Regions from separate parts of the Mus musculus genome. Here regions 1 and 2 are each linked to region 3. Evidence: chromatin loops called from intact Hi-C (ENCODE). Cell type or tissue: left cerebral cortex. All regions are shown on one strand. Each heading gives the region's core, and the rest is flanking DNA. Links, peaks and the distances in the headings are about the cores only. Region 1 has its middle 7.7 kb from the start of Olfr279. Region 2 holds the start of Zfp641 (zinc finger protein 641). Region 3 holds the start of Gm33909 (a long non-coding RNA gene).

Region 1 (10,888 bases), core at 1,532-9,531, 320 kb before region 3:
AACTATGGGCAAAACACAGCCCGACAGCGCCCCCGTGTGGTCTTCGCGGCATTTGGAGAAAGCCTGTATCGCAGAGTCTGTCATGTGGAGTGGGGGCATGTGAATGTGTGTGTGTGTGTGTGTGTGTGTGTGTGTGTGTGTGTGTGTGTGTGTGTGTGTGTGGTGTGTGTGTGTGTGTGTGTGTGTGTGGTGTGTGTGTGTGTGTGTGTGTGTGTGAGAACTGTCTTTGACTTTGGGTCAGTGCCCTTACGCAGTGCATCAAGAGCAATTCGTTTTCACCTTGGAAGATCAGCGATGGACATTTGTTGTATCATGTTATCCTAGGAATATTTATGTAGCATTACCCCAGGAATATTTATGTAGCCCTACTATTTTCTGTGGTTTGGAGACGGGGGGGTGGGGATTTGGTGTCCTGGGAAAGGCCCAAGGTGGTCACTTTGTATCATTATACCGATATCTATATAATTACACATTTCTGTTATCTATCATCTATTTATCTATCAATAATATCCATCTATCCCTACCATCTGTCTAACTACTATCTATCTATCTATCTATCTATCTATCTATTCTATCATCATTCTAGTTCCTCCTCCTCCTCCTCCTCCTCCTCCTCCTCCTCCTCCTCCTCCAAGACAGGGTTTCTCTGTGTAGCCCTGGCTGTCCTGGAACTTCCTCTGTAGAACAGGCTGGCCTCGAACTCAGAAATTCTCCTGCCTCTGTCTCCCAAGTGCTGGGATTAAAGGCGTGCACCACCACTGCTCTGCCATACCGTCAGCTTCTAACAGTGCTTTATGAAATGTTAGAAGTATGTTCCGGGGGATTAAATGGGAGTGTCTTTTCATATTCACTTCATATGAGTCTGCTGATAACAGAGGCCACTTTCCAAAGTGAAATGCAAGACTGAATGTTTACAAAAAAGAGTCTAGAAGCTTGCTTTACATTTTTTCTTTAAAAAAACATTTTTTTAAAGTTTATGTGTATGGATGTTTTGTGTGCATGTGTGCATGTGTAGTGCATATGTGCCTAATGCACTCAGAGGCCAGCAGAGGGCTTCTGATCTTCTGGAACTGGAGTTATAAATGGTTGTGAGTTGCCACGTGGGTTCTGGGAACTGAAACCAAGTTGCCATTAAGGCTCATGGTGGCACATGCCTTTAATCCCAGCGCTCAGGAGGCAGAGGCAGGCAGATCTCTGAGTGTGAGGCCAGCCTGGTCTGCAGAATTCCAGCACAGGCATGGCTACACAGAGGAAACCCTGTCTCAAAACAAACAAACAAACAAACAAACAAACAAACAATATCCAGTGCTCTTGGAGGGGACTCCTCCAAGGGCTTGAATCACTTTCTAGCTTTGCCCTTTGAGCTAAACCTTGTCTTCTAGGTTCCAGCTGCCTGCACTCCACTGCTGTTGCTGCTCTTGGTGGTCATCTCATGGTACTGGCATCTCCAAAACACTGCTGTCTTCTGCTGCAACTGGGCTTCACCAATGGCCTCTCATAAGCTCTCTTTATGGTGCCAAACATCAACTCCCTTGTGTGACCCCTTCAAGTCCTGGGCCATCAATTGCAACTGAGGCTACACCCTCACCAATGGCCTTCCGTGGCCTCTCACAGTGCCGAGCCTCAGCTGCTCTGCATAACCCCTTCATGCCTTCAAAACCAGTACCACTTGGGTGACTCTTACACATTACCAAGTCCAGCCACAGCACAAGGTAAAATCTTGTCTATCTCTGGAACACAGTCTCTGTGCTCTCAGAAAACACTTCCCAGAAGATTTCACCTCAATGATGCTGGTCTCTTCTTAATCACCGCTAATTTCTTAGCTCCAGCTAACCAGCATCAATAGTCCCAGTAATGCAAAGTTTTTGCTTTAGTAGTTCTAGTATTTTGTTAATCACAGCTGATTCTTCAGCCCCAGCTAACAAAACCACAGAATCTTCACAATCAAAATAGCAATAGCCCTGATAAGAGCCTTTAATCTTCCCTCTGAAATGTCACAAGCCAGGCCTCCATCATTTGCACTGTTCTCAACATCATCTCCCAAGCTCCTACACAACATCCCACAGAGCTCTTAACATCCCAATGGCTCTTCTAACCCAAACTTCCAAAGTCTTCCTACAGTCCTCCCCCAAACATGGTCAGGTTGTCACAGGAATGGTCAGGTTGGTACCAATTTGTCTTAGGATTACTATCCCTGCACAAAACATTATGACTAAGAAGCAAGTGGGGGAGGAAAGGGTTTATTCAGCTTACACTTCCACAGTGCTGTTCATCACCAAAGGAAGTCAGCACAGGAACTCACACAGGCGGGAATGGATGTAGAAGCCATGGAGGAATGCTGCTTACTGGCTTGCTTCCCCTGGGTTATGCAACTTGCTTTCTTATAGAACCCAAGCCCAGGAATAGCAACACCCACAATGGGCTGGGCCCTTCTCCCTTGATCACTAATTGAGAAAATGCCTCATGGAGACATTTCCTCAAGGCTCCTTTCTCTGTGATAATTCCCTCTGGTGTCAAGTTGACACACAAAACCAGCCAGTCCAGTTATCTTGGTGTTGCCCTGTGTCACCGTGGTCCTGTAGTGTTGGGTCTTCAGGACCAGCCCCGTCTCACGCTCCAGCAGTTCATAGATGGGGTATATGTTGGGGTGGTCAACTCAAAACCCTGGATCTGGGTGTAGTTAGAAGCTGAGTTGCTCTGCCCATCAGCTCTCCTGCCCCTGTGCCACAAAGGTCAGCTCTCCTGCTTTGCCTAGGTGAGAGGTGGGGCAGGTCTCCTGCCTGTAGCAGCCAGCAAGAGGCAGGACCAGCTCTTCTGGCCCTTTTGCCTTGGGGCTGGCTCACTGAGTCCTCACCAGGGCCAGCTCTGCAGTGCTACTCAGGTGTAGGTGTGTGTGTGTATGTGTGTGTGTGTGTGTGTGTGTGAGAGAGAGAGAGAGAGAGAGAGAGAGAGAGAGAGAGAGAGAGAGCGCCAGCCCTTGGACATCAACACGGCCCCAGGTGGCAGCTAAGAGCAGGGATGTCTGCGTGGCCTTGGTGGTAACACAGAGGATGGACACAGACTCCTGCTGTGCAAACACTGATGGTTTTCATTTCTCCTCAGTCCCATCTCCTCTCCAATCTCTCGCGGCTCTCACATGGTCTCTCTTTTATCCCTTACTATTACCCAGAATCCTCTCTGTTCCTGCCATTGTCCCACCTCCTACTTCCTGCCTCAGCTCATTGGCCATCGGCTTTTTTATTGACAGGTGATGTTTATAAGAGATTCACAACACCCATCAGGTAGTTGTGAGCAGACCATCTCTTAGAGATTTTTTTCATCTTAAAGCCTTAAAATTGTGGGCCATTGAAACATTCCAGATACAAACTACTGCAATGATAGTACCCCCTTCCTGGGGTTTTTGTGAATGAAGTGGGTTAGCGGGAAGCTCTGAGCACAGTGCCAAGCCCACAGTGAGCCCCCTCCTCTGCTTCACATTCTACCTCAAAGGAAAGGTGGCTTTTTTTTTTTTTTTTTTTTTTTTTTTTTGAGACAGGGTTTCTCTGTATAGCCCTGGCTGTCCTGGAACTCACTTTGTAGACCAGGCTGGCCTCGAACTCAGAAATCTGCCTGCCTCTGCCTCCCGAGTGCTGGGATTAAAGGCGTGCGCCACCACACCCCGCTCAGGAGAGGTGTTTTAATAGCTGAGGTATCTGGAAGAACTGTGCCACCACGCCCGGCTTCTTTCTTTTTTAAGGAATAAATAAATAAATAATAAATTTAAAATAAACTAATTTATTATGCCTGCAAGTATGCTTGCAAGCCAGAAGAGGGCACAAGAACCCATCATAGATGGCTGTGTGCCACCATGTGGTTGCTGGGAATTGAACTCAGGACCTTTGGAAAAGCAACCGGTGTGCTCTTAACCTCTGAGCCATTTCTCCAGCCTGTCCTAAGCATTTATTAATAAATATTTAGTCTCAGAGTTGTCATTCCAGGAGCCAGGGCTGGGAAAGGAAAACTTGGATTTAATCGTTTATTTTTAACAGTCCTGCCTTTTGTTCCTTCTCCTTCTGGACTCCCTGATTCCCTGGGGGATGATTTGTTTCAGACAAAAGTTTCAACACCAGTATAAGACAAGGACTCGTCTTATTTTGAGATTGAGCCAAGGGGAAAGTATTCATATGAAAGCCTAAGGCTAGAGAGCCTGACCCAGCAAGAGAGGAAGAGGAAGTCAGGTTGGGGAAGGGCTTGTTCATATCTAGGTCAAAGATCTGCCTCTGACCTAGATGTGTGTGTGTGTATGTGTGTGTGTGTGTCAAAGTACCCAGTCCCTTCCCCTTCCCTGTGGTCTGTTTCATCGGGGATTAAAGGAGACAAACCCTGACCAGCACGGGGAAGGTCTTCGGTGGCGATCTGCATGTAGCTCCCAGCTGCTTAGATAGCGCACCTCCCATGGGGTCATGTGTGAATGTGTAAATGAGTGTGGGGGTCGTGAAAAATTTGACTCTGAATGCAAGACAGTAAAAGATTAATTTAAAATCAAAACAGAACTCCAGGCGCTTCTGGTAGTGTGTATTCTTTGTTCCGTTCTTTGACTTCATGTTGTCTTCTAAAAATCATTATGGTCAGGGGATGGAGAGATTGCTCAGTGGTTGAGAATGTTGGCTACTCTCAAAGGTGACACACATTGATCCTCTGTATCCACACAGAAGCTCAAAACCTCCTGGAACTCCGCTTCCTGGAGTTCCATGCCCACTTCTGGCCTCTTCTGGCACTGTGCACGTGTGGACGTCAGAGAACAGTGTTCAGGAGTCGGTTCGCCCCTTCCGCTGTGTGGGGATGGACCTCAGATTTTATCAGTTCAGGATAGCAATCAGTTGCCTCTTCCCTCTGAGCCATCTTTCTGGCCCATAGCCTGGTTTCGAACACTGACTGTGTGCAAAGGCATCAGGCCGGCTCAGATTGGATGCATGATGTCAACTGAAGTCCTTTTACTGTCTGTCTTAGTCAGGGTTTTATTGCTGTGAAGAGACCATGACCACAGCAACTATGTGTGTGTTTAGATGCACGAGTATGTTTTTAGATGCACGAGTGTGCGTGCATGCATGTGTTCAGGTACGTGTACATGTGTACGTTCGTGTTTTTGTGTTCAAGTGCATGTGCACACACACGCACGTGTGTGTATTCAGATACATGTACACATACATGTGTGTGTGCATGTGTGTGTTCAGGTACATGTACACATGTGTGTGTGCATGTGCGTGTGTTCAGGTACATGTACACACTCTGTGTGTGTGCGTGCATGTGTGCGTTCAGGTGTATGTACACGTGTGTGTGCATATGTTCAGGTACATGTATGTGTGTGTATGTGTGCATACATATGTTCAGGTACATGAACATACATGCTGGTGTGTGTGTGTGTGTAAGCCAGGGGCAGCCATGAATCTTCCTCTATTGCTCTCCACCTTATTCCTGGAGACAGACTCTCTCACTAGTCCTAGAACTGGATGGTTTGGCAGGACTAGCTCCAGTACTGGGCATTGTGTGTTTGCCTTTTGCTCAGTGAGTTCTTCTCCTCAGCCCAGGATACAGTTCTTTGTGTAAAAATAAAGAATCACATCCATTGTATTGCTATGCAAGTTTGCTTAATTGAAAATGAATAGTAAAATTATATTTATACCCAAAGAATTGTCTTATGACGAGTTTTACCCTCCCATTCCCCGGGATTCCACCCAATGTGTCCCATCCAGATTCATGCCCTCTCCTTAAAAATGTTTTTATTATTCACTGAGACCAATTAGTGCAGCCGACATGCACACCGGAGAAGGACGGTCCATGACATACCAATAGACGCATTACTGAACAAAAACGACGCTGTTGCTCACTTAGAGGCTTCAACTGCGCGTGGCTCTTCATCTAGGGGCGGGTTTTCCAATTCTGCTTGGCCTCGCTCCCCTTGTAGATAGAGGTAACTACAGGTACAATACCTGGGGAGGCCAGAAGGGGGCGCTGGAGCTCCTGAAACGAGTTAAAGGCCGTTGTGAACCACCTGATGCGGTTCTTTGGTATCAAACTGAGGTCCTGTGTAAGAGCATTAAGCGGGCCTTCTATTGGGAACATGGTGGCGGTGGCCGCTGGCGAGACTGAGGCTCCTTCAGGTCTGGTTATGGATCCAGAGGTGCGCTCGCTGGGTCAGTTCCTGGTGGTGAAGCTGTCTGTCCCCCCTACCTCCCTCCATCTACTCCTGTCACACACAGCAGTTTTTAAATGACTCCACTCACCACCTCCCACATCTGGAAGGTCCTGGCTCCTGTCCTTAATGCAGCTGGATCGCTTTAGTGTCTGTGAACTGAGGGAGCTGAACAACTTATAGACACTTTTACTCACTCAATCCTAGAACCCAGCGTGCCAAAGCTCCTGCGAGCCCATGGTGTTCATTAAATGTCTCTCCCACTGTGGCCCACGGACATGTTTATCTTATTTTGAACCATTTTGTGAGTCTTTTAAATGTTTTCATCCTGCATCTTTTCAGCTGCTGCTAGTTGTGTGTTGTTCCGAGGAGGAACTCAGAAGCAAGTTCCAGGACAACCAAGGGCTGTTATACAGAGAAACCTTGCTTAGAAACAAACAAACCTACAAACAAAACAAAAATGAAAACAACAACAAAAAATTATTGCACAGGCTGGAACAAGATAGCTCAATAGTTAAGAGCACTGACTGCTCTTCCAGAGGTCCTGAGTTTAATTCCCAGCAACCACATAGTGCCTCACAAACATCTGTAATGGGATCCGATGTCCTCTTCTGTCATATAGGCACGCATGCAAATAGAACACTCATATGTGTAAATAGATAAATCTTAAAAAACGATTAATTTTTAATGTGTGTGTGCATGTGTTTGTTGTGTGTGTGATGTGTGTGTGTGGTATGTGTGAGTGTGTGATGTGTGTGTGTGGTATGTGTGAGTGTGGTATGTGTGTGTGTGTGTGTGTGGTATGTGTGAGTGTGTGATGTGTGTGTGTGGTATGTGTGAGTGTGGTATGTGTGTGCATGTGTGGGTGAAGATCAAAGGAAGGTCAGTTTTCTCCTTCTGCCTTGTGGGTCCCTGTGATTCAACTCCAGTCTTCAGGCTTGGCAGCAGGTTGAGTCATTTCACCAGTCCCCCCCTCCCCCCCCAAAAAAAACCCAAAAAACCCTCAGTCTACTTCTTTTTCATGAGGAAAACAAACACATGGTTCAAGCAGAAGAATGGAGATTTCTGCACCTTCCCTCTTGTCCTCTCTTTTCCCGTGTTTCTGTTTCTCCGTTCTCGTTCACCATCCCTGTCTCTCCTTCTCTCTGTGTGTCCCTGCTCTGTGTCCCTGTTCTCTGTCTCCCGCACACCTTCTTTTTTCATCTTTACTTTGCCCTTCTGACCCTTGGTTCTAGGATTTGACCTCTGGGCAGGTGCGGTTTCTGGTGACCCATCATTTTCCTGGTGTCACCTCAGTCCGATTCATCCTGAGCTTCAGGAGGGGATGGACATACACCACGTTTCCATGCTGCAAGGACACAGTCAAGGAAAGGCCCTGCGTGATGCTATTCGGACTGAATCTCGGCGATCTTGGAAGGAAGTCGTGCGCAGGAAGGAGTTAACTTTTGCTAGCCGATCTAAAGATCCCTCAGGCAGAGCAGAGGAAGGGGTTAAGTATGTATCTTCTCCATGTGGCTGACGGTAGCCATGCCCCATGTTCTGACCCTGGGACCCAGGCTCTGGTGCCGTTGATGTCTGTGTCTCCCGAGCTTCCCGGACTCTCGGTGACGTTTACATGGGGTAGAAACAGAGTCCTGGGCATCGTGAGAGCGTGCACACTTAGAAGGACCCTGCACCCTTTGTCCCACGGATTTCTCTGTTCCTTTTACACTGTCCCTGTCCTCTTTTTAGGTGTCTTAGATAGGGTTTTATTGCTGTGAACAGAAACCATGACCAAGGCAAGAAACCATGACCAAGGCGAGTCATTTATTTATTTATTTATTTATTTATTTATTTATTTATTTATTTATTATATGTGAGTACTGTAGCTGTCTTCAGACACTCCAGAAGAGGGCATCAGATTTCATTACAGATGGTTGTGAGCCACTGTGTGGTTGCTGGGATTTGAACTCAGGACCTTTGGAAGAGCAGCCGGCACTCTTAACCGCTGAGCCATCTCACCAGCCCCCAAGGAGAGTCTTACAAGAACAACATTTTATTGGGGCTGGCTTACAGGTTCAGAGGTTCAGTCTATTATCATGAAGGTGGGAACATGGCAGCATCCAGGCAGGCATGCTGCAAGAGGAGCCGAGAGTTCTACAACTTCATCTGAAGGCTGCTAGCAGAATACTGGCTTCCAGGCAGCGGGGATGAGGGTCTTAAAGCCCACACCCACCGTGACACGCCGCTCCAATGGGGTCATACCTCCTAATAGTGTCACTCCCTGGGCCTAGCACATACAAATCACCACACTAGGATACTCACATACAACACAGGATTCCCCCTTTTTTTGAGATAGGGTCTTACTATGTAGCAAGGTGTCCTGGAATTCATTACATAGACCAGGCTGGCCTAGAACTCACAGAGATCAGCCTGTCTCTGACTGCTGAATGATGGGATTAGAGGTGTGTGTCACCACCACCCAACTGGATTTTCCTTTTGACCTTAAGGCAAAGAATAAATACCACAGAGGTAGTTGTGTGTGTGTGTGTGTGTGTGTGTGTGTGTGTGTGCGCGCGCACGCGCATTTTAAGCAATTGCTCTACCATTAAATGACATTTCCAGTCTTAGCAGAGATATTCTGAGTATTTGCAAATACTTCTATTCAGCTCAGGTCTGACCTACTTCCCAAGCAAGCTTCTGGATAGAGGACTTTTTATTATCTTCCTCTGTTCTACCCTGGCGGGGAGGTTGTCTGTCCTAGATTCTCTATGCCCTCAGACACCATCAGACACTCTCATATGATCTCAGATGCCCTCAGACACCCTCAGATGCCCACAGACACTCTCAGATCCACTCAGACTCCTTCAGATGTCCGCAGACACCCTCAGACGCCCTCAGACACTCTCAGACTCCCTCAGACACCCTCAGATGCTCTCAGATGCCCTCACTCTCAGATTCCCTCAGACATCCTCAGACACCCTCAGATGCTCTCAGACCTCTCAGATGTCCTCAGATACCCTCGGGCACCCTCAGACTCCCTCAGACATTCTCAGACACCCTCAAACACCCTCAGATGGCCTCAGACATCCTCAGACACCCGCAGACAGTCTCAGACACCCTCAAACACCCTCAGATGGCCTCAGACACCCTCAGACACTCTCAGATGACCTCAGACATTCTCAGACACCCTCAGATGGCCTCAGACATCCTCAGACACCTGCAGACAGTCTCAGACACCCTCAGATGGCCTCAGACACCCTCAGACACTCTCAGATGCCCTCAGACATCCTCAGACACCCTCAGATGCTCTCAGACCTCTCAGATGTCCTCAGATACCCTCGGGCACCCTCAGACTCCCTCAGACATTCTCAGACACCCTCAAACGCCCTCACATGGCCCCAGACATCCTCAGACACTCTCAGATGCCCTCAGACATCCTCAGACACCTGCAGACACCCTCAAACACCCTCAGATGGCCTCAGATACCCTCAGACATCCTCAGATGCCCTCAGACCTCTCAGACACCCTCAGACATTCTCAGACACCCTCAGATGGTCTCAGACATCCTCAGACACCTGCAGACACTCTCAGACCCATTCAGACTCCTTCAGATGTCCTCAGACACCCTCAGACACTCTCAGATGCTCTCAGACACCCTCCGATGCCCCCACTCTCAGATACCCTCAGACATCCTCAGACACTCTCAGATGTCCTCAGACACTGTCATTTGCCCTTTCTCATACATTTCTTCCTCCCCCTCCTTCCGTTCCATGTGTCCACATCTGTGAACATCTGTATTCCCCACTTTGCCTGCTTGCCTTTGCTACTGAAATCCCCTCACTACTGGGCATGGTGCTCTCTTGCTACAGAGAGACTCAATCATGCCGTTTATGAAGGACAGTCTTCTGGGCTGGGCTCCCTGTCTAGACAGCTAGATTCTTTGGGTCTGACTGCTCAGAAGTCTTTATTTGTACTTAGTGACTTTTTTAGTACTGGGGCTTGAAGCTATGACCTTGCACATGATTGGCAAGTACAGCCATCTGGCTATACCCCAGTTCCTCAGAGACAACAATTACTTCAGATCATCCCAACACCGGTGGGTCATGTATCACACTTTGGAAGAAAAACCCCACACACATTGATATAGTTCAAGTAAAAACCTAGAAATGTTTTTGTGTTGCGGGTTTGTTTAACTGAGGGGTCCATACATGCTCAGCACTTGCTCTATCATTAGGACATACCTCAGACTGTTTTTGTCTGTTTCCTTTATGAGACAGGATTTCTCTGTGTAACCCTGGCTGTCCTAGAACTCACTCTGTACACCAGGCTGGCCTCGAACTCAGAGATCTGCCTGCCTCTGCCTCCCAAGTGCTGGGATTAAAGGCGTGCACCACCACCTCCTGGGAGACTGTTCTGGATTTTTGTTTTTAAAGAGATGCAATTTTACATTGTCCAGTCTGCCCAAACCTCTGGGGCAAAGGGCACGCGCTAGTTCCCTTAGCTTTTGCTGTTCGAGAAGCCTTCAAAGAACCTCTGGTAGAGGCAGAGCTATTTCGAGAGTCAGAGTCACCTTACTGGGGTTAACTTACCTTCTTTCCCATTTAATTGCCTCCTTCCTTCCTTCCTTCACTATTTATTGGTCCAACAGCAATTATGGGGACTGAAACTCACCCAGCAGCGGCCTAATTGGTCTCCTGGGCTCTAGGCTTGAGTAGTTAGAGCTTTGACTCTCTT
Region 2 (10,888 bases), core at 1,569-9,568, 110 kb before region 3:
GAAGAAAACCAACCTAAAGAAAAGAAATGCCTATAAAACATACAAGAAACATATAGAACACCAAATGAGACTGGACCAGAAAAGAAAATCCTTCCACCACATAACAGTCAAAACACTAAATCTACAGAACAAAGAAAGAATATTAAAAGCTGCAAGGGGAAAAGGCCAGATAACATACAAAGGAAGACCTACCAGAATTATACAAGGCTTCCCAACAGAGACTCTAAAAGATAGAAGGGCCTGGACAGATATCTTGCAACCTCTAAAATACCCCACAGATATGTAGACTATTATACCCAGCAAAACTCTCAATCACCATAGATGGAGAAAACAAGATATTTCAAGATAAAACCAATTTTAACAATATCTGCCCACAAATCCAGCCCTATGGAAAATACTAGAATGAAAACTACACCCAAGAGAACACAAGAAATAAGAGAACAGCAAAAACAATGGAAACACACACACACACACACATCACCAACATCAAAAATACAGGAACTAACAATCACTATCTCTCAACATCATGGACTCAATTCCCCAATAAAAGACACAGGCTAACAGGATGAATGCAAAAACAGGAACCGACATTCTGCTGCTACAAGATACACACCTCAGAAATAAAGATGAACATTGCCTCAGAGTAAAGGGCTGGAAAAGTTTTCCAAGCAAATGGACTCAAGAAGCAAGCTGAACTAGCTACTCAAAAAAAAAAAAAAAAAAAATCCTTCAACCAAAATTAATTAAAAGAGATTGGGAAGGACACTTAATTCTCATCAAAGAAAAAAATCTACCAACATGATATCTCAATTCTGAATGTCTATGTCCCAAACACAAGGGCACCCACATTTTTAAAAGAAACATTGTTAAACCTTATCACATATTGAAACCCACACATTAATAGTGGGAGTCTTCAGCACCCCACTCTTCTCGCCAATTGACAGGTAATTCAGACAAAAACTGAACAGAGAACTAATAAAAGTAACTAATATTATGAATCAAATGTACCCAAACATTTTGCCCAAATGCAGAAGAATATACCTTTTTCCTAGCACCTCATGGAATCTTCTTCAAAATTGACCATATAGTTGGTCACAAAGCAAGCCTCAACAGATACAAGAAAATTGAAATAACGCTTGTATCTTATCAGACCACCATAAATTAAAACTGGACTTCAACAACAACAGAAATGCCAGAAAGCATACACACACATGAAAATCAAACAACTCTCTACTTAGTGATCTCTGGGTCTAAAAGAAATAAAGAAAGAAATTAAGGGCTTTTGAGAATTCAATGAAAATGAAAACACAGCATACCCAAATTTATGGGACACAATAAATGCAGTGCTAAGAGGAAAGTCCATATTACTAAGTGCCTCCATAAAGAAATTAGAAAGTTCTCACACCAGCTATTTAAAAGCACACCTAAAAGCTCTAGAAAATAGAAGAAGAAGCAAGCACACCAAAGAGGAGTAGGCAGCAGGAAATAATCAAAATCAGGGCTGCAATCAATCAGTTAGAAACAAAGAAAACAATACAAAGATTCAAAGAAACCAAGAGGAGAAAATCAATAAGATAGACAAACCCTTAGCCAAACTAACTAAAAGACAGAGACACAGTATCAATATTAACAAAAATCAGAAATGAAAAAGGAGACATAAAAACAGACAAGAAAATTCAAAGAATCATTAGGTCTTACTTCAAAAGCCTATACGCCACAGAATTGGAAAATCTAAACAAAATGGATGATTTTCTAAATAGATACCACTTACCAAAATTAAATCAAGATCAGGTAAACTATTTAAACATCCCTATAATCACCAAAGAAATAGAAGCAGTCATTAAAAGTCTCCCACTCCCCCCCCAAAAAAAACCCACAAAAACCAAAAGCAAAAACAAGAAACAAACAAACCAGGGCCAGACAGTTTTAGTGCAGAATTCTATCAGACTTTCAAAGAAGAGCTAACACCAATGCTCCTCACAAAATAGAAACAGAGGAAACACTGCCAAACTCATTCTATGAGGCCACAGTCACCCTGTTACCTAAACCATGTGAAGACTCAACAAAGAAAAAGAATTTCAGACCAATTTCTCTTATGAACACTGATATGAAAATACTCGATAAAATACTGGCAAACTGAATCCAGGCACACATCAAAAATATCATCCACCATAGTCAAAGAGGCTTTATCCCAGGGATGCAAGGATAGTTCAATATACAAAAATCCATCAATGTAATCCTATGTAAACAAACTAAAAGAAAAAAAATCACATGATCATCTCATTAGATGCTGTAAAAGCCTCTGACAAACACCAACACCCCTTCATGTTAAAAGTCTTGTAGAGATCAGGGATACAAGACACACACACATAAACACAATAAAGACAATATACAGCAAACCAATAGCCACCATTAAATTAAATGGAGAGGACTTAAAGCAATTGCACTGAAATCAGTGACAAGGCTGTCCACTGTCTCCCTACCTCTTCAATGTAGTCTTTGAAGTCCTAGCTAGAGCAATAAGACAACTAAAGGAGATCACGGGGATACAAATTGGAAACAAAGAAGTCAAAGTATCAGTATTCACAGATGATATGATAGTATACATAAGTGACCCCCCAAACTCTACCAGAGAACTCCTACAGCTGATAAATACCTGTAGAATTATGGAAGTATATGGAAGTGACCCTAGCTGAGATTTCTACTAGAGGGGGATATGGAAATTGAAGTGGCCACCTCCTGTAGCCAGCAGGACTTCCAGAGGAGGAGGGGGACATCAATCCACCCACAAAACCTTCGACCCAAAATTTATCCTGCCTACAAAATGTGCAGGGATAAAGATGGAGTAGAGACTGAGGGATCAGTCAGCCAATGACTGTCTCAACTTGAAACACAACCCATGTGAGAGCGCCAACCCCTGACACTTTTAACGATACTCTGCTACACTTGCAGACTGGACTCTCGCCTAACTGTCTCCTGAGAGGCTTCCTCCAGCAACAGATAGAGACAGGTGCAGAGACCCACAGCCAAACATCAGGCAAAGCCCGGGGAATTTTGTGGAAGAGTGGGGGATAGAAGTGAGCAACTTGGAGAGGTCAAGGGCACCACAAGAAAATCCACTGAGTCATCTAGCCTGGAACAATGGGGGGACCACAGAGCCTGGGCCACCAACCAGAGAACATGCAGGAGCTGGACCTAAATCCCCTACACATTTGTAACAAATGTGCAGCTTGGTCTTCATATGAGTCCCCAGGCAAGTGGTGTGGGGGCTGTCTTGGTTTCTGTTCCCTGCCATTGGATTCCCTTCCCCTCTACTTGGACTGCCTGGTTGGGCCTCAGTGGGAGAGAAAGTCCTCCTGGGACTAGGTAGATGTCTCAGGGTAGGGTGGTACCCAAGGGGTGTCCTTCTTTGAGAAGAGGAGGGGGCATTGGAGAGATTGTAAGGGTGGGACTGGGAAGAGAGGAGAGGTGAGGGGGGCCATGATCAGGATGTAAGATGAATTTTAAAAATAAAAAGAAAGAAAGAAAGAAAGAAAAGCCAAGAAAAATATTTACTTTGCATGCGTATAACAAACTCTAAAGATTACTCAGGAGAAAAATTTTGGAGAGCACTTATCCACATTAGAGAAGTTAACAGTAATTGTTTTCTAATAAAAGTCACTTTTATTGTCGCTATAAATAAATAAATAAATAAATAAATAAATAAATAAATAAAGTATTTTCAGAATTGATCCCTAATGCTGCTGACAGGTCAGCCACAGCTCTCTTCCCTCTTACTCATGAACAAGACTATTCTAAGGCCACTTGAGACAGTGGAGACACTAGGTAAAAGATGCCTGGCCCTTTCATAAAAACCAAGAGCAGAGATCCTGCTCCCACTGGCTTTCACACCATTCACCCACAACATGCCGTGAATGGTATGAAAAAGTCTATACTAGAGTCACGACACTGATATGTTGTTGGATTACACTGATAACCCCATGTCTCCTGCTTAAGCAAGAATTTCCAAGCCTGGTGCTGGGGCTGAGGATAGACATTCTGGTCCAACCATGCTCACACATCCCACGAGCTGCTCCTAAGAACGCCCTCTATACCTGTTGCCAACTGCAGGTCTCCTTTCATATATATATATATCTTTCTTATCCCATCGTTCCCGCTCCTTTGCTTATTTCTGTGAGTCTCTGACATCCCTGCTAAACGCAATCTCTTCTCTTTGCTTCTATCCTAGTTCGGAGTAGATTTTTAAAAGAAATACGTATCACATAGTTTATGGCAGACAGCCTTTGGCACATGTCTCCACTGATAGGCTGTACGATTTTGCAGAATGACTGTGATAAAACAAACGTTAACGTTTACAAGCTAGGTTCTTTCTACCATTATCTGTTTTGTAGGTCTTTCTGGTCTTTTCCAGCCAACAGAAATCAATCTGTCGCAAGTCACATTTGTAATATGTAAAACTAACACACTTAACCTAATGTAGCTTCGATATTACGTTTTTAAATATCAAGTCGTCTAAATGTGCAGTGCACACTTGTAGCCCATGTCTCTTCAGGTCTGAAGGCAATGCAGCAAGCATCACTGCCCACTTCACACAGCACCATCTTGTTGGAGCCAACGTGAAGGAAGGCATCATTAGAAGTCCACTGTCCAGTCGGGTTTGGCAGTCTGTCTGTCTGGAGGGTTAGTCCTAGGGGAGGGTTCCAACCCTCTTGAACTCCCACCCCCGCCCCCACCCTACCGCCAGGCGCCGTGGGAGGTCGCAGGCGGTGGGCGGGGCCCCGGGAGCAGCAAAGCCCGTGGGCTGTGGCGACAGGAGTGTGGGTCCAGCGGTCCTCTCCACCCGTGCCCGCCCCCGCCCGCACCACGGAGCCCCGGAAGCGGCGGGATTTCCTGTGCCCGCCCCGCGCCGGCCCTGTCGCTTGTCGCTTGCTGTGCGGGCCGCGGGCTCGGCCGCGCCGGGCGGGAGGTAACGCCAAGGGGCCGAGCCGGGGTGAGTGAGGCTGGGGTGCGGGCGGGCGTGGAGGAGGGCACCAGCCTGGCCGTGGGAACAGTGGCGTCGGTGTCGCATGCCTGGTCCCGCCGCTGTCACTTGCGTGGGCGTCCCCGCAGCACCTTTCTGTCACTTGGTATAGCCCCTGCTCGCGGGAACCTGTTTTCTAGTCCCACTTAGCCAGTTCCCGAGTCTTCTGAAATCTGACCCTCCCGGGGGTGCTGAGTCTGACTCAGAAGAAACCTTATTCTGCTGTGGGCTCGGGGCCCAAGGTGCCACACCCGCGATGGCAGGGCCACTGAGCCACTCTTCGTCCCTGTGCCCTTGGGCCACTCTTTGATACTAAGGCCCTGTCTCTGTCCAAAAGAACTCGCTGAGAAAAAAAAAAAAAAAAAAACTTCAGCAGGTGCCCTGCCTCCCAGATACATAACCAGGCAAAAGAAATGAAAGCCCAAGAACCCAGGCTCCAGCAGACTTGGGATCATCCTGAACTAGGGACAAGGAAAGATAGAAGACAGGTTAAGGTGGGAGCCCAGGTGCTGGCCCTGCCAGGAGCACCCTAGGAAATGCAGGCAGGTGACAGTGATCCATGCCATCCTTTGCTCCCGGTTCCCCCTAACATTTCCACAGGTTTTCTGTCATCCAGCTGGCCCAGTGCGCTCTGCAGAATCAGGCCAGGGTGTATCCCTGAGGCCCCAAAGCCATCTTTGAGCTTCAATGATGGAAGAGGAATTTGTTCTTTCTGTACATTGTAACTGGCCTGGGGTCTGCTGTAGCCTTTCCCAGCCTCCTGGGTTCCTGCAGATGTTACTGGATGATCCTGTGAGCTAAAATAGCCCTGGGATTCTGTATATGAGTACCCTGTCACTGTCTTCAGGCACACCAGAAGAGGGCATCGGACTCCATTACAGACGGTTGAGCCACCATGTGGTTGCTGGGAATTGAACTCAGGACCTCTGGAAGAGCAGTCAGTGCTCTTAACCATTGTGCCATCTCTCCAGCCTGCCCCTGAAATTCTGACTTGTTCTAGGGAGATTATTGGTCGCTCCGTCTACATAGAAAGGGAATAAAAATGACAGACATGGATTGCCACGCAGTAAGTTGTTCCACAGTCATTATCAAATGGGACCTGTCTTGCTCTAGGATTGTTGTGGACTCTAGAAAACAAACAGAAACGAACAAATACTAGCCTAAGTCTTTCCTGTGATCAAAACCATTTATTCTGTTTGATACATAGACATATTTACAGGTGGCCTGACTGGCCGACCCTCTGTTGCTTATCAAGCCCAAACTATGTCTGTTGGTTTAGCTTTTCCAGAGGCTGGGTTTCCTGCCCTTTTCTTGATTCGAATCTCTTCCTGTGAACAAACACTGGCTTCCCCATACCGTTCTTGAAGTTGGATATATTCTTTGTAAGGCACTGTGACCGGTGCCTGTCACACACTTCAGCCCACAGGGATGCTTATTCCCTGTCACACTGTATGAGTGACGCCACCTTCCAGCTTCCCAGGGTCTCTCCACATGCTGATCTTTCCATGATCTCCTTTAAACTTTGGCTCTGCACTGACCTGCAGTTCCAGCCCCCTGTCAAGGCTGCGTTGAGTGCTTACAGCTTGCTTTTATAGCTGTCTACTTTACGGGTCTTTCTGCTGGGTTTTTATCAGTTCTCATTTCCTACATAAGTGTGACAGATCATGGGTCCCTTCACTGAGACTTAAGGGAGGGCTATCTGGTTCAGCTCGAGAGAGACAGCAGGTACTCACAGGTCACCCCCTGCCCCGGGTGGGACTTCTACATCAGTTGGTGAAAATGTAATGTGAGGCATAGAATCTTCAGGTATAACAGCATCCATCTTTGTTGAGTGGATTCCTTCTTGTGTTCTCAACGACTTTGCTGCGCCTTGAGTGATTTTGATACAGTGGAAACCCTCTGGATCTTCAGGATTGGACTAATTGTGTTTTAAAGTGAAGTTTCTTGCAGTCCTGGGTGAAGGTCTGTTGATAGTGTGAGGCCTTCGAAATAACAGGGACTTGACTGTGTGGCGCCTGTCAGTTCCTGAGCTCCTCCTGGAAAGCTTGGCTCACACCATGTTTGGTAAGCTCATCTTCCATGGGGCTCCTTGGACCATTTCCTGTCCTTAGCCTTAAGAGCTGTTCTCTGAAGCTTCCTTGGGCATATCATCCTCATCCATGATAGAAGAGTGCATCACTTCCTGACTTGTTCCAGGTCACAGTGTGTGCTTGCTGCAGACATGCTTTCGGAACAGGCTGTAGGCCTGGGCACGGGATGGGAGCCAATGAATACACAGCTGGATGCGGCAGAACTCCAGTCAGAAAGAGGGACCCGGGAAGAGGGCTCGTGGAGAACAGCACCAAGGCCGCTGGAGCACCTTCACTGTGGTCTTGAAGACGAGCCACTGTCCCTTCAGGAGAAGGGTGAGAGCACATAGTGGGGTGGGGATTGGAAGCACTAGAAGTCTTCTAGTCTCTGCTCCAAAAGAGGCATTAAAAATTCCTAACCTGGCTAGGTATGGTGGCTCAAACTTGTAATCACATTTCTTGGAGGATTGCCATGAGTTTCAGGCCAGCCTGGGCTACAGAGCATGGCCCTGTCTCAAACAACAATAGTTAATTTCTAACTTCCACCAACTGAAGTATGTACCAAATACCAGGTTCAGTCTGTTTACCCTGGGCCCTGCTGTCCAGAGGCCCTGCATCTTCCAAACTATGTGCAGAGGCTCCTTTTTCTCACACAGTCATTCCTCCAACAGGCAAGCACGTCATTAATGGTGTTGAATGTGGGAGACCCAGGAAGTACTGGGAGACTCATTACTGTTGGAGACCACAGTCAGTAACATATATTTCACATGATGAGCATCAATCAGTACCATCCAACCTAAAGCCAGTCTTAACTCAATGTCCCCAGATCCTTGCAGAACTGTTTGAGTGGAGGCCTCTACATCTCTATATATGTGTTTGAGTTTTACCAGTGAGCACAGATGGAGAAGATAAAAAAAAAAGTGCATCCTGGGAAAGATGGGTAGTTCATCTCTGATGGTTCCTCTCTTCCCTCACCAGCAACTTCTGTTCCCTGGGTTCCGGCCGTTCCCCAGGAGGGGAACACTGGAGACTGGGAAATGGCAGCCGCACTTCTTGCAGCCGGATCCCAGGTGAGCTTTACTCCCCCTGTTCTCTCCCAAGGTTGGTGTCATTGTCCTTTTACAACTTTGGCATCATCCCACTGGCTTGTTAGTTCCCGTGAACACTAAAGTGTGCTTAGAACGGAATAGATTCTGTTTAAGGGCTGTGCAATGTTTTTCTATTGGGTGACTGTGTTATCTGTTGGACTAGAGTGGTGATTTCAGAATAACCAACCAGTTGATTCTTTTAGAAAGAAAACCTGAAATCGGGCATGGTGGTACATGCTTGTAATTCCAGTTTCTGGGGAGGCTGAGGTAGGAGTGTGGGTTGAGTCCAAGAATTTTGGGACAGTCTGGGTGGCACAGTGAGACTTTATCTCAGAAAGAAAGGAAGAGAGAGAGAGAGAGAGAGAGAGAGAGAGAGAGAGAGGGGGGGGGAAAAGGACATGGAAAGAGAGAAAGAGAGAAGGAAGGAAAGAAAGAAAAAGAAAGAAAGAAAGAGAGAGAGAGAGAAAGAAAGAAAGGAGAAGGAAAGGGAAAGAAAGAGAAGAGAAAGAAGGAGAGGGAAAGAAAGAGAAAGAAAGAAGGAAAGAAAGAAAGAGGAAGAAGGAAAGGGAAAGAAAGAAAAAATATAGAAAGAAAGAAAGGGGAAGAAGGAAAGGGAAAGAGAAAGAGAGAGAAAGAAAGAGAAGAAAAAGAAAGAAAGCAAAGAGAAAGAAGGAAGGGAAGAAAGAAAGAAAGAAAGAAAGAAAGAAAGAAAGAAGGAAAGGGAAAGAAAGAAAGGAAGAGAAAAGAAAAGAAGGAAAAGAACAGAAAAAGTCCTGGAAAAGGTAACAAAAGAGGGGCCAAGGAATGCTTGGAAGAGCATCAAGTAGACTGGGTGGTGTAGAATGTGGAGCTTTTAGGAGAGAGAAGAGAAGAAAAAAACTATGCAAAGATCTGGAAAGAGAATGCAAGTGGAGAGAGTAACCGTGGAAAGATAGCAGCGTTGGCAGTGGTGAAATTTCAGGACGCTTACTATGTGTAAGCCTTCCTGTGCACTTTATACATACTAAGTACTGTAAGAACAACTCAGTCACTCCATCCCATTGCGAGAACATTGGCGCAGAGAAAGATGGAGGCATTTGGATAATGCCACTCATGCGGTAGCTGCTTGCCTCCAAACTATGAGCTTACCCACTATAGCACCGAAGAGACAACATCAGCGTGCTCAGGAGATGGGCATGTTTTGTTTATATCATGTTGTGTTGACAGAGAAGGGAAGGTCAAGTGGAGGAAGGAGACTGTGGTACAGTCTACAAGAAAGACTAAGGCAGGTAAGAAGAGACGCAGGAGACACCTGTAGTTAAGCCACAGACCCGTTGAGTCTGACTTCTCACGGTCTCGCTCAGGAACCTCCTCTAGTCACTTTTCCCATATTCACTCCTTGGCCTCATTTCCTTTTCTCTTTAACAAAGCTACAGGCCTTGCCTAGTGCTTTGTTAACCTGCTAGGGTTGTTGTTTTTTTCCGGGGTCCTCTCTTGCCCTCTTTCCTCGTCCACCTCAGCCCTTCATAGTGAGGTCGTGTTTCCCGTCAGAGCAGATGCTAACAGACAACCGCCTGTCTTGTTTCAGGGCCTAGTAACTATCAAGGATGTGTCCTTGTGCTTCTCTCAGGAGGAGTGGCGGAGCCTGGACCCCTCGCAGACAGACTTTTACGGAGAATATGTCATGCAGGAAAACTGTGGGATCGTCGTCTCTCTGAGTAAGCAGGATCTTATGTGCCCTTGAGGGATGGGGCTGTCCCCTTCTGGGTGTTGGAAATTGCCTGCTGAGAAGACTTTGGCAAGGGCTCTGTCTAGGCAACAAAGAAAGATGTTGGTGCTAAGCCCAAAAGGGTTGAAGTGAGGGATCTCCTTGTAAATAATGCTAAATTGTGGAGTGGAAACTTAAGGCTCATCTTGGTTGGGGATTTGAGTCTCCTTACACAGCCACCTGGATCTGGGTCCTGGAAACAGGAGCACTGCCCTGGGGAAGGTGAGGGTGCTACTGGTCAGACCTAACAGTGTCAAGATAAAGTCGGAAGCAGAAAGGCTGTGACCAGAGGGTTTGAAGGAAGAGAACTGGCTCACTGGAAGAGAGCGTGTGGTTTTCTAGGAAAAGGAAGAGGGACTTAAGATATGTGACTGGAGGCTTGTGTCTGGCTTTTTTATCCTGTCATCCCAATGAGGAATCTAGGAAGCAGTTTTGTCCATTAACACAGAATTATTGAACTAACCTGGTGGGTGTGTGTGTGTGTGTGTGTGTGTGTGTGTGTGTGTGTGTGTCCTTTTCTCCTGGACAGGGTTTCCCATCCCCAAATTGGACATGCTTTCTCAACAAGAGGGAGGAGAAGACCAATGGGCCCCTGACCCCCAGGATGTAGAAGGAAGGGACATCCTGAAGGTCACATATACAGGTAAGGACCTGGAAATACTCTCAAGGGTGTCATCTTTATAGGTCCCTAACCAGAAAGTTTTTGTTTTCTAAAAGCAAACCTGGGTGCAGAAGGTGTGGAAGTCAGGCTGTGCGGGTTTGACCTGTAGCCCATACCCGTGAGAACTTGTATCTAAGTTATTACAGTTAAATGTGTTAACACCCAGGAGCAGCAGACGAGTGTCAAAGCACACAATAGACACTCGACGAGAGCTGACACTGGCAGTCAGCATCCGAGTCACCGTAGAGATGTCTTCGAGATCTATCCAATGATGCTGACAGCTACCAGCGATGACTGCAGCTC
Region 3 (10,888 bases), core at 1,875-9,874:
GATCTTTGTGGATGCCATTGTGGTGTTGCTCAGTCCCATGGTGCTCATCATCACCTCCTATGCCCGCATCCTGGCCTCCATCCTCCACAGGGCCTCCTCCTCAAGCCATAGGAAGACCTTTTCTACTTGTGCCTCCCACCTGACTGTGGTCATCTTTTTGTACACTTCAGCCATGTTTTCTTACATGAATCCCCGCAGTACACATGGGCCTGACAAAGACAAGTCTTTCTCCCTCCTCTATACCATCATCATGCCCATGTGCAACCCGGTCATCTACAGCTTCCGCAACAAGGAAATGAAGGGGGCCATGGGGCGGGCTCTTGGGAGAGGCAGCCTGGCTTAGGCAGGATCTGCCCAGAAGGAGGGTGTCTGGAGAAGTTTCCTCAGTAGGGAGAAGGTTGCTTTTCTCAGCACCTCGCTTTTCAATTCTGGGGAAGCTCTAAAAAGGAGCCTTGCCACTAGACTCAGACCTAGAAGTTCTTCCTGATGTCTCAGGCTCATTTCTGACTTTATTTCCAGAATTGTTTTTCCCATGAATTTTCTTTAAGGAGACGTGAGGCTTTCCTGACTAGTTCCTCTGTGTTCCGCAAGAGTCAATGAGTATTTAACTCTATCTTGTCTGTATAGTTCTTTTACATGCCATCCCCTGGGGGAACTTTTTGCACATACATTTAGGAATAAGTGACTTTTCAATCTTTTAATATGCCATATTAGACTTGGTATTGGAAACAAAGCAGACATGTAGATTACTGGAATTGATTAGAGGGTAGAATTCTATGTAACTTTAGCCATCTGAGTTTTGACAGATGCCTTGGTAGTGCATGTCACCAACTACACAGGATCTACAGGTGCCTGGGAAGCAAGCCTCCATACTTCTGAGGGATTATTTAACCTCTGATCAGGCCCATGAAGAATTATGTTGATTAAGTGAACTGAGGTTGGGAAATCCACACTACAAGTAGGCAGGACCATTCCTGGTTCCGTATAAAACCCAGCAAGCTAGCAGAGTAAGGTCAGTCATCCACTGTTTCCCGTGTATAGATACAACGTGATCAGTCATCCACTGTTTCCTGTGTGTAGATACATGATCCTGCCACTTTATCTTCCCTGCCAGAATGGACAGTTTGCTCTTCAACTATAAACTGCAATAAACTCCTTTTCTTTTATCGAATTTGTTGGGATATTTTACACAGCAGTAGAATAAGAAATGAAGGTAAATGGTCAAACTACACATTGCAGGAAGGCAGCCTCTCCGCTGATGGTTTTGGGGAAACTGGGTGTCTACTTGTGGATATCCAAAAACAAACCCCAAATGCATCAAGAACCCCAACATGAGACATGAAACTCTAAAGCTGGCTGTTAGGGAAAAAGTGGGGGTATACATCAAGACACAGGCTTTTATGAGTAGAAGGTCAGACAACCAACAAATGGGACCTTGTGTGATTGAACTGAGTCTGTAGCCAGGCGGTGGTGGCTTGCCTTTAATCCCAGCACTTGGCAGGCAGAGGGAGGCAGATTCGAGGCCAGCCTGGTCTACAGAGTGAGATCCAGGACAGCCAGGGCTACATAGAGAAACCCTACCTTGAAAAGAAAAAGAAAAAAAAACTATCAGTCAAGTGAAGAGGTAATCTATAAATTGTAAGAAAATCTTTCTTAGTTTTACAATGAACAAAGGGTTAATGTCTAGAACATAGGAAGAACTTAAAAAAAAACCTAAACATCAAGAAAACAGCTCAATTAAAAAGTAGGCTGTAGAACTGGACAGAGGGTTCTCAAAGGAAAGTTCTAATAATTACATCCTTTCCTCCTTCCCTTTCTTCCCTCCAAAGCCTCCCGTGCACCCATCTTTTGAATCCAGGGCCTTCTTTTCATTAATTGCTGCTACATTTCATAAACATATTTTTTAAAATGTTCAATGTCATTTGCCAATTCGTTAGGCAAATGCAAACTAGAACTACTTTGAGATTCCACCTCACACCAGTCAGAATGGCTGTCATCAAGAAAACAAGTGACAGTGGAGTGTGGTGGCAGTGAGTTCTAAGCCAGCCTGGTTTACCTAGTGAGTTCCAGGACAGCCAGGGCTATATAGTGAGACCCTGTCTCCACAAGCAACAGGGAAAGGAAATGACCGGGCTGGGGAGATCAGACAGCTCATGGAGTAAATGAGCTTGAGATAAACTCTTTTTACTGGAAGTCAGACAGATAGGAGGAGACAACAAACTCTACAAGCTGTCTTCTGCCTTCCTTAGAGACCCTGGCCTCTGCCTTCCCTAGAGACCCTACCTCTGCCTTCCTTAGAGACACTGTGGTGTGTAGGTGCTTGTAAACACACACGTGCACAAGAAATAAATAAGAGTAAAAAGTGTTTAAAGAATCAAAACAAAGAATGAGTTCAGTCCCTATCTTCAAATGCTGGTGAGGCTGTAAAGAAAGTGGACCCCCCTGTTCACTGTGGGACCGTAGACTGGTGCTGCCTCTAAGGAAATTGCTGCAGAGGTTTTGAAGACACCGAAAATAGAGCTAACATATGATCCAGCTGTAACACTTCTGGCATCTACCCAAAGGGCTCTGTATCCTGAACCAGAGACTCTGTTCATAATAACCAGAAAATCCTGTCAGCCTAGCTGTCCCTCACCCGAAGAATGGATACTGAAAGTGTAGTACCTGCACACAGTGCAATTGTATTCATCTTTTAAAAAACAGTGAAATCTGTAGGGGGGAAGAAAACGAAATGACATGGGGAGCATTGTACTATGGTAACCGATAAACGATGAATGTTCTCAAGTCTTAGATTCAAAGTTGTAGATTTGTGTTGTTGACTTGGAAGGCCTGTAGGGACCAGAAAGCTAGAAAGGGGACAAAGACTGTGTAATGGGAGGGGCTGGAGGGAGAGGAGAGAAAGGGAGGGGAGGGAAAGGGAGCAGGGCACATTCGATGTGAAAGTAAAGGGGAGACAGGGAGATCCAAGAGTTGGCAAGTCTCAAGCAGGATGAATACAGGAAGAGAAAGAAAGGGTTAGGAGGATTAACAAAAAAGCAAGAAGGCAAGAAAGGGTTCCCTGAGATATATTTTGTAGATCTTACTACTTTTTAAGTTAAATAAAAATATTCTTAAAGGGGGTGGGGCATGCTCAATAGCCAGTGGTATATATTGAAACCCTGTCTCAAACAAAATAGAAAAGAGAGAGAGAGAGAGGAGGGTGGACTGGGTCAGGAGATGGCCCATCAAGTAAGGCCATTCCTGGATGCCATACAGATGGAAGAAGAGAACCAACCTCCTGGAAGGGAGGGCCGCTAGAAGTGACCTGTGCTGCTAATCGGTCTCACCTAAGGGAAAGTAAACTTGTCCCAGACTTTAAGACTATCATTTGGGCTGGCGAGATGGCTCAGCAGGTAAGAGCACTGACGGTTCTTCCAAAGGTCTTGAGTTCAAATCCCAGCAACCACATGGTGGCTCACAACCACCCATAATGAGATCTGACGCCCTCTTCTGGTGTGTCTGAAGTCAGCTACAGTGTACTTATATAATAAATAAATCTTAAAAAAAAAAAAAAAAAAAAAAAAAACTATTGGTTTACCCACCTGGAGTCAGGTTCTTAACCCACACACAGGCTGAGAGAGAGGACACCAATCTTCCTCAAGGACAGACCTTCAATAGCTCAGGTCCTGAGAAGACCTTTTCTGGGTCATGAAACTGGCAGTAAGTTTCTAAGACTTACATACATAGCAAAGGCCCAGAGAAAATTACCAGTGGCACGTGTTCTGAAGTAAGTTCTGTAAGAAAAAAAGAGGAGAGACTTACAACCCAGAAGAACCCTGTCTAAAGTTATCAAACTGAGGGGAAGGTCACCATGACCTTCCGGGTCACCATGGAGTCTGGAGTCCTAGCTTTCTTAAGTTTGAAATTCCAATATGCAAAAAAGTCTCGGAAAAGGAAAAGCAAGCCGGGAAAGGGCAGGCAGAGAAAAAAGACAGTGGGCTTTTGAGTCAGTTTTTGAAAATTACATCACAACCGTGCAACAGTGGTTCTCAGCCGTCCTGATGCTGAGACCCCCTTAACACCGTTCCTCATGTTGTGGTGACCCCCACACATGAAATAATAAGGTTATTTTCGCTGCCACTTCATAACTGTGAGTGTGCTGCCGTTATGAATTGTAACCTAAATATCTGTGTTTTCTGATGGTCTTAGGCGACCCTGACCCACAAGTTGAGAACCGCTCCCCGACAGTTCTGAGCACTTCTAGACGGTGAGATTATGAACAGGGCAAGAACTGTGTTATTAAAGGGTCCGTGTAAAACAACATTGAAGCCCAGATAACAACAGCTCAAGGCTATTAAGTACGTTGGTCCTAAGACCTTTACAGTTGAATCCCTTGATAGTAGGATCACTATTTGACATCAAAAACAGAAGTTCCTAGTGGGTTTTTTTTTCCCAGATTACACAGTATTTAAAGGGTGTGGCTACCATTCTCACTCCAGTGCCCTTGCCCCAGAACCTACCCCCCTTCTCTTCTGGCACGACACTGCTATTATCCTTTTGACCTCTCTCTCAGCAGCTGTGATCACCTACAGGTGACCTGCACACTCCATTGACTTCGTCAGTGAAAGGGAGAGGCTTATGAGGCCCCTCTTCTTCCTAAAGACACCTAAGTAGTTAATAGAGGAAGTGGGAGTGGGGCTATCCAAGGTCAAGGATTCCAAGGAGAGAAATGTTTCCTTTAGTAGCATACCTGCCCCTGGGTAGTCAGTGTCCCCGAGACTGACCGCAGGTAAACTCACCAGCTACACTGCAGTGGAACTTTGTTACTGTCCTTAGCTCACCTAAGGAGGTCCGGAAGAATGCCAAGGAGGTGATGTTAGCTAAACCATGAAGAATTCGGAGGAGCTGTTAGGTGCAAATCGGGAAGGGGTGCTGGCTGTTAGGACTGAAATTCCAACCCCCCCCCCCCAAAAAAAGTTGATTTCTTGCATATGTGCGTTCAACAAGCATGTCAGAAGGTGGGTTGGGGGCTAGGAGTTAGTGAGAAATCCGACCTGGGGTGACCTGAAACTGTCCTCTCAAGCCTCCCAGGTGGAACAGGTCATAAGAAGGGCTCACAAGCTATTGCCTGTGCCAGATCTCCCCTGCTGCAGCTGTGGGCTGTCGTCGCCCCCGCCCCCTGAAGGGAAGAGCTGCAGGGTCCACGCAAAACCAGATAACTACTTAAGAAGGGCTCCGGAAAGGCTGGATTCAAGAAGACAAGATGACTAGGTGGGCCTAGAGCAGCTGTTCTTAACCTGTGGGTCTCTACTCCTTTGGGATGCATATCAGATATCCTGCATATCAGATATTTAACATTACAATTTATAACTAGCAAAACTTGTTATGAAGTAGCAACGAAAAAATTTTTATGGTTGAGAGGGTCACCACAACATTAAGAACTGTATTAAAGGATCGCAGCACTAGGAAGGTTGAGAACCACTACATTAGAGTTAGCTCAGCCCCCTAAAAAAAAAAAAATCCAGAGAGAACCCAGAAGTTCTCTCTGATCCTCCTCTTCTTCCCCGAGGTCCTCACATCTCCCTGCCCAGCTCCACCTGGCGGCAGCACCCGAAGACGCTGCAGGCCTTGACCTGATTAGAACCAGGCAGAACCTGCGACCAATCAGCCTTCCTCCGCCTATCGGCGCGTCCTGTACAACCAATGAGCGCCGTCTCCTTGACCAACCCTCCCGCGCCGGATCCAGATTTGTCCACCTCTGAGAAACAAGGTCTATTTCGGGATGTGACTGCAGCGGCCGAGGTGGGCAGCTGCAGGATCCTGCCCAGGAGCTCAGGGCGTGGGATACCCATCCAACCGAGTACCCCTCCCCTTCGGCGGAGGCTGGGGGTGTGGGTGGAGCATAGCCGGAGAGCCCTCTACCAATCACATGAAGGCTCGGTAGCTGCCCGTCCAGTCCGAGGATGCGGAGCCTGAATCTCTCCAAGCGATAGCTCCATTTTTAGCGAATTGTGTAATGCTGGGCTGCACTTCCCGCCAGTAAACAACTGCAGTGTCCTCAGCCGCCTTATCGCCCCCTTTCAGTTAACCACCCGAGAAAACCTTCTCGCCACGTACCTCGAGTCCCTGGGATCTCTGAGTTCCCACAATGTGTGTCTTCCTTATCTCTGGACTCCCGCGTCGTTTTTGAGTAATTTATTTTTCTCTCTACCCAATTAAATGTTCAGCGCTTGGCGCAAGTGCTTTTGACTGTACCGGGTGTTGTGACGGTATTTATTCCTCATAAAATCTAGCAAAATCCTGGTACGTTAACCAAACAGAACAGAAGGAGAGCTTCTCCAACAGGACAGGGGAGAAAGTGTTGAGAACCCTCACCCCACAAGTCCCCGAGTCTTGTGAAACGGTTTAGCATATAGAAAAATACGGCTTATGTGGGTCATGAAAATTAAACGCTAACTGTAACGTTTGTAATACTAGCTCTAAAGACCTAGATGTCTTCTGTCTGGCTCTACGACTCTTCGACTCTTCGTCCTTGTCATACTGGCCTGTATAAACTGTTCACATTCGTCTCTGCTTTCCATCGGGTTCGATCCATGAATGGCAAAGGCGGAACCCGAGGTTGGGTATCTAGTCTACCCACCTCACGCCACCTAGACACCCCTCCCCTCCCGCTTTCTCTTTAGGGGGTTTACTGATCCACACACTCCACCTGGTTCTGTCTCCCAACATCTGCAACAGAGCTCTCACACTGCTTCTAGATTTTTGTTTTGTTTTGTTTTGTTTGTGTTTGTGATTTTGTACAGCCCCCACCTGGGCCTTTAAAAATAATTCTTTCTTTAAAGTATCCTACCCAAACACAAGACCCGCCTTCCTTACTAGGAAGCAGAAACAATCGCCTCAAATAGGAACATCTGAAAGGGACGACGGGGTCCCAGGAGATAGATAAATCTGAGCATAATGTTCACTTGATGACCTGTGAAGTGTAGATGCTTTGGAGTGCGTCTGTTATGCTACACGGCCTACTTCTCAAAAACTCTCTTCCCCCATAGGAGTGGACAGTTGCCATCAAGAAATTCTATATCTCATCTACCCATCACTACAGCTGACCCTGCACTTTTGCCAGGCATACAGAGACAGACAGACAGACAGACAGACAGGAAGGAAGGAAGGGAGGAAGGGAGGAAGGAAGGAAGGAAGGAAGGAAGGAAGGAAGGAAGGAAGGAAGAAGGAAGAAGGAAAGAAAGAAAGAAAGAAAGAAAGAAAGAAAGAAAGAAGGAAGGAAGGAAGGAAGGAAGGAAGGAAGGAAGGAAGGAAGGAAGGAAGGAAAAAGGTGGTGCACAGAGAAAGTATGTTGAAGTTAGGGGAGACAGAAATAAAAGACCATATCTCCCATATCTCCAGAGAAAGAGCCCAAGATAATGCCCCCTCCTCCTGCTTTGTGTCAGCCTTACATGTTTGCACCTTGTGCTTGTGGAATAACTTTACACCCTACAGAAAACTCAGCAAATGTTACCACTCACCCTAACAACTATTAGCAATCCTCTGTGGGCCCGAGCACCACACATCTCTGTACTTATTTGGAATAACGAGTTCATTTTGCTGTCAAGAGTTGGGGGACTTTTTTCTGCAAGAATTACTCATTCTGGCCCTTCATCTTTCAGATATTGCTCTGATAGATTGTCATTATGTTTTATTTGCTCCTCAGGAGATCAGATGAGCCATACTCTGATTCATGGCACGCACCATTATTAATGTCTGCAAGTTAAAACTCTCTTGTTCTATTCATATCTCTTGTCTCTACTCTCATCTTTCTGCTTTTATGGTAGGTTAATAATTTTCTACTGTGTATATTTGTGTTTTGCACACATAGTTGCTTTGTGGAATTTTCTTTTTCTCTACTGGGGATTGAGCCCAGAGCTTTGCCCATGCTCAGCAGATGCCTATCAGTGAGCCCTACCTCCGTTCCTAGACACTCATTTTTCTAGTTCTCCAAAGCTGCTGAGATGTCTGCCCTGTCCTAGGTTTACTTGAGTCACTGAGCATGTTTTTCCAGCTCCATGCACTTTGCCAGATGCTAACATTTATTCTGCCTCTCTTGGCTCACTCTCACAGTGGCATGACAACTCCAGTGTCATCTCCAGTTCTGCTCACTAGGTTATAACTCTACATCAGACATCCCTGCTTGATCCATTCTGGAACTGTAAAAAGATTTATCCTATATTGTGTAAAGCTCTAACGTGACATGTATTCTTAGATGGCTTTCCAAAGACCCTATAGAGCTGCATGTCTGATATTTGCAACTTTGCCAGCTCCTATTTTTGTAGCTTTGGTAGCTATAAAGAGATAACACATTATTGGTTTAGCTTGTGTTATATTATTAACTATTTTAATTGAATTTTCATATTCCTATTAGTTTTTCCTCTTTAGTAAGTTGCCAGATCACATCCTTTGTTCCTTTATGCCAGTGGTCTGACGTCTTGTTCCTATTTATTTGCAGGTATTAATTGTATATTCTAGAACGATATTTTATTCTTGTTCATTTTAGGCAAAGCCAATATTTTTTCTATTCGACTCTGTCATCAACCCATTTTGTACATGATGTCCTTTGAAATTCACAGATTCTAATAGGATAAATGTGTTGGATTTATTGTTTGCAATAGCTACGGAAGATGGAATGATTATTACTGCTATGATCAAAAATATTTGAGTTTGAATTTGTAGCATTTTTAATCTATATAACATTAGCATATTAAAAGGTTAACTAGACCAAGTTAGCCTAGAATTCAGAGATCCTCCTGCCTCTGCCTTCCAAGTGCAGGGATTAAAAGCATGAGCCATCATACCTGACTCAATAACTCTTAAAAGGTGTGTGTGTGTGTGTGTGTATGTGTGTGTGTGTGTGTGTGTGTGTGTGTGTGTATTCCTCTGAGGAACAAGAGTACAGTGTCCCCTGAGACCAGAAGAGGGTGGCAGATACCAGAAGCTGAGTCACAAGAGGTTATGGGCCAACCAAAGTGGGTTCTGGGAACTGAGCTCAGCAGCTCTGGAAGAGCAGGAAGAGCTATTAACTGCTAAGCTGTTTCTCTAGCCACAGTTAACTTTTTATTATTAAGCTCAGAAAAGTTGAAAAATTGTAAAAGCAGAGTCCTCGTGGTACTTTTGAAAGCACTGGTGTATGGGTACCACTCCGTTAAGTTGATTTTCTGCACATCTCTATATCTGAGTTCTTTAGGTGGGCTCCCACCAGCCACGGCATATACTCCTCCAAGGAAAGTCTATTGACTAAGTGTCATCTTTGAACCTTTAATCTCATAGACTTTCCAACTACAAAGATTCTATCATCTGAGTATTGTCATTGGATTTGTTTGTTTGTTTCGCCTGATCTCCTGGGCTAACAGGGACTCATCCACATGGTTACCTTAAAGACTCTCCTCTGAGGAACAAGCAGACCCAGAGCAGCAACTTCTGCTGCCCCCTCCCCCTTCTACAACAGCAGTCCTCAGACTTGCTAATGCAAGGTTAACACTGGTCCCTCAAGTTGTGGTGACCTCCAGCTGTAGAGCTATTTCATTGCTACTTCATTACTGTAATTTTTCTGTTATAAATCATAATGGAAATATCTGGCGTGCAGGGTATCTGATGGACTATGAAAGGGGGTCCCGACCCACAGGTTGAGAACCACTGTGCTAAGGGCTACCATTTCCATTAAATTACCTTTCCCCTTCCTGTTAGAACTTGGCTTCATGCCCATGTTTGTTCTTGAGATCTGTAATGCTGCCTATTTGCCTGTTTTCTTAGCCTCTGGCACATTTTTACAAAGGTACCTCTTCCCTCTCCTTTTATTTACCGAAGTGACTCCTTTTTGAGTCAGGCTCTCTGGGACAGAATGCTGCTTTGCCTTCGTAATGTTAAGTGCCACTTTGCTTTTCTTTCTTTCTCCCTTTTCTTTGGGTATTGTTTTATGACCCTCACTGCCTGGTTTTGTCATCCTCTCCAGGACCCTCTTCTTCTCAAAGTTGCCAAACTCGAGGCTAAAGTTCTGTAGATTACAGTGAGCTGCTTCTGTTCCAAGAGAACAAGAGAATACAGTCTGTGTCCTGGAGTGGGCGAGCCCTTCTCCCCTGCCAGAACTTAGCTCTGTTTCTTTGGAACAAGGGACTGCTGGCCCCTTTTGACTGCCATGTTTCAGGCAGGAGGTCAGGTCGGCTGTTTGTTTCTCGTTTGCTTGTGATACTTTGTCTCTATGTGTAAAATGCAAGAATTGTATTGTTTTGCACAACATACTTTGTACATCTGTGCAGACACCTATGTAGCTCATTTAGGGAAGGTTTGCTGGTGCTTTGGCCAAGAGCACTCTACTTCCTTTTCCCAGAGTGGGATGCTATGCCAGCTGCTGCTTTTCTTCCAATGTTCTCCCTACTCTGAGTCTTTACAGTACTTCATTTCTATTGTACCTTCTCCTGCCTGCATGCACAGCAACTTTCCCCATATGCCAAGGACCAACCTGGAGAAGGGGTGTCTGGGAGCAGCAAAAAGAAATGACTCAAAGTCAAATTGTAACTGGTAAGACCCATTGGACATCTAACTTACATATAAATAGCTGCACAAACATCAACAAAGTTTCTTTCAGAAAAAAAACTAAAGACTCTTAGAGGTGACAATGTTTCAGTTCCATCCTCACCTCTGTTTCTCTTAAATTCTTTTTCAAGATTTATTTATATATTTAATGTATTCACCACTGCGGTTTCAGACACACCAAAAGAGGGCGTCAGACCCTGTTACAGATGGTTATAAGCCACCATGTGGTTGCTGGGAATTGAACTCAGGACCTCTGGAAGAGCAGTCGGTGCTCTTAACCACTGAGCCATCTCTCCAGCCCTCACCTCTGCTTCTCAATTGCTCCTTTTCC

The links. A loop is a pair of places that touch in the nucleus more often than their neighbours do. Peaks named below come from ENCODE experiments on the same cell type or tissue, not always from the same donor. Only the 100,000 strongest peaks of a DNase experiment are listed, where the experiment ranks them.
Region 1: it touches region 3 in a loop (4-fold over the local background); 11 of 42 quality-filtered maps call a loop at or near these places.
Region 2: it touches region 3 in a loop (5-fold over the local background); 7 of 42 quality-filtered maps call a loop at or near these places.

What each region holds. Positions count from the first base shown.
Region 1 is chr15:98,499,774-98,510,661 of GRCm38, reverse strand. No RefSeq gene overlaps it. Among named protein-coding and RNA genes, the nearest start is that of Olfr279, 7.7 kb to the right of the region's middle. In left cerebral cortex, for the core only: CTCF peaks have their summits at 3,811 (motif pointing right) and 5,977 (motif pointing right); a DNase peak (open chromatin) is centred at 5,992.
Region 2 is chr15:98,290,157-98,301,044 of GRCm38, reverse strand. Zfp641 (zinc finger protein 641) reads left to right here and starts at 4,884. Exons shown (of 6, transcript NM_173769.4): 1 at 4,884-4,990; 2 at 7,217-7,425; 3 at 8,068-8,159; 4 at 9,745-9,874; 5 at 10,454-10,567. The coding sequence starts at 7,242. Gm33967 (a long non-coding RNA gene) reads right to left here. Exons shown (of 4, transcript XR_001781762.2): 4 at 9,339-10,888. In left cerebral cortex, for the core only: no CTCF peak of the experiment used is centred there; DNase peaks (open chromatin) are centred at 4,323, 4,621, 4,898, 5,113 and 1 more place; H3K4me3 peaks cover 1,482 bases; H3K27ac peaks cover 1,194 bases.
Region 3 is chr15:98,176,294-98,187,181 of GRCm38, reverse strand. It overlaps Gm33909 (a long non-coding RNA gene), which reads right to left and starts at 6,649. Exons shown (of 4, transcript XR_384431.4): 1 at 6,097-6,649; 2 at 3,582-3,773. Olfr288 (olfactory receptor 288) reads left to right here. Exons shown (of 3, transcript NM_001011733.2): 3 at 1-1,169. The coding sequence ends at 343. In left cerebral cortex, for the core only: a CTCF peak has its summit at 5,594 (motif pointing left); a DNase peak (open chromatin) is centred at 5,799; H3K4me3 peaks cover 1,004 bases; H3K27ac peaks cover 1,668 bases.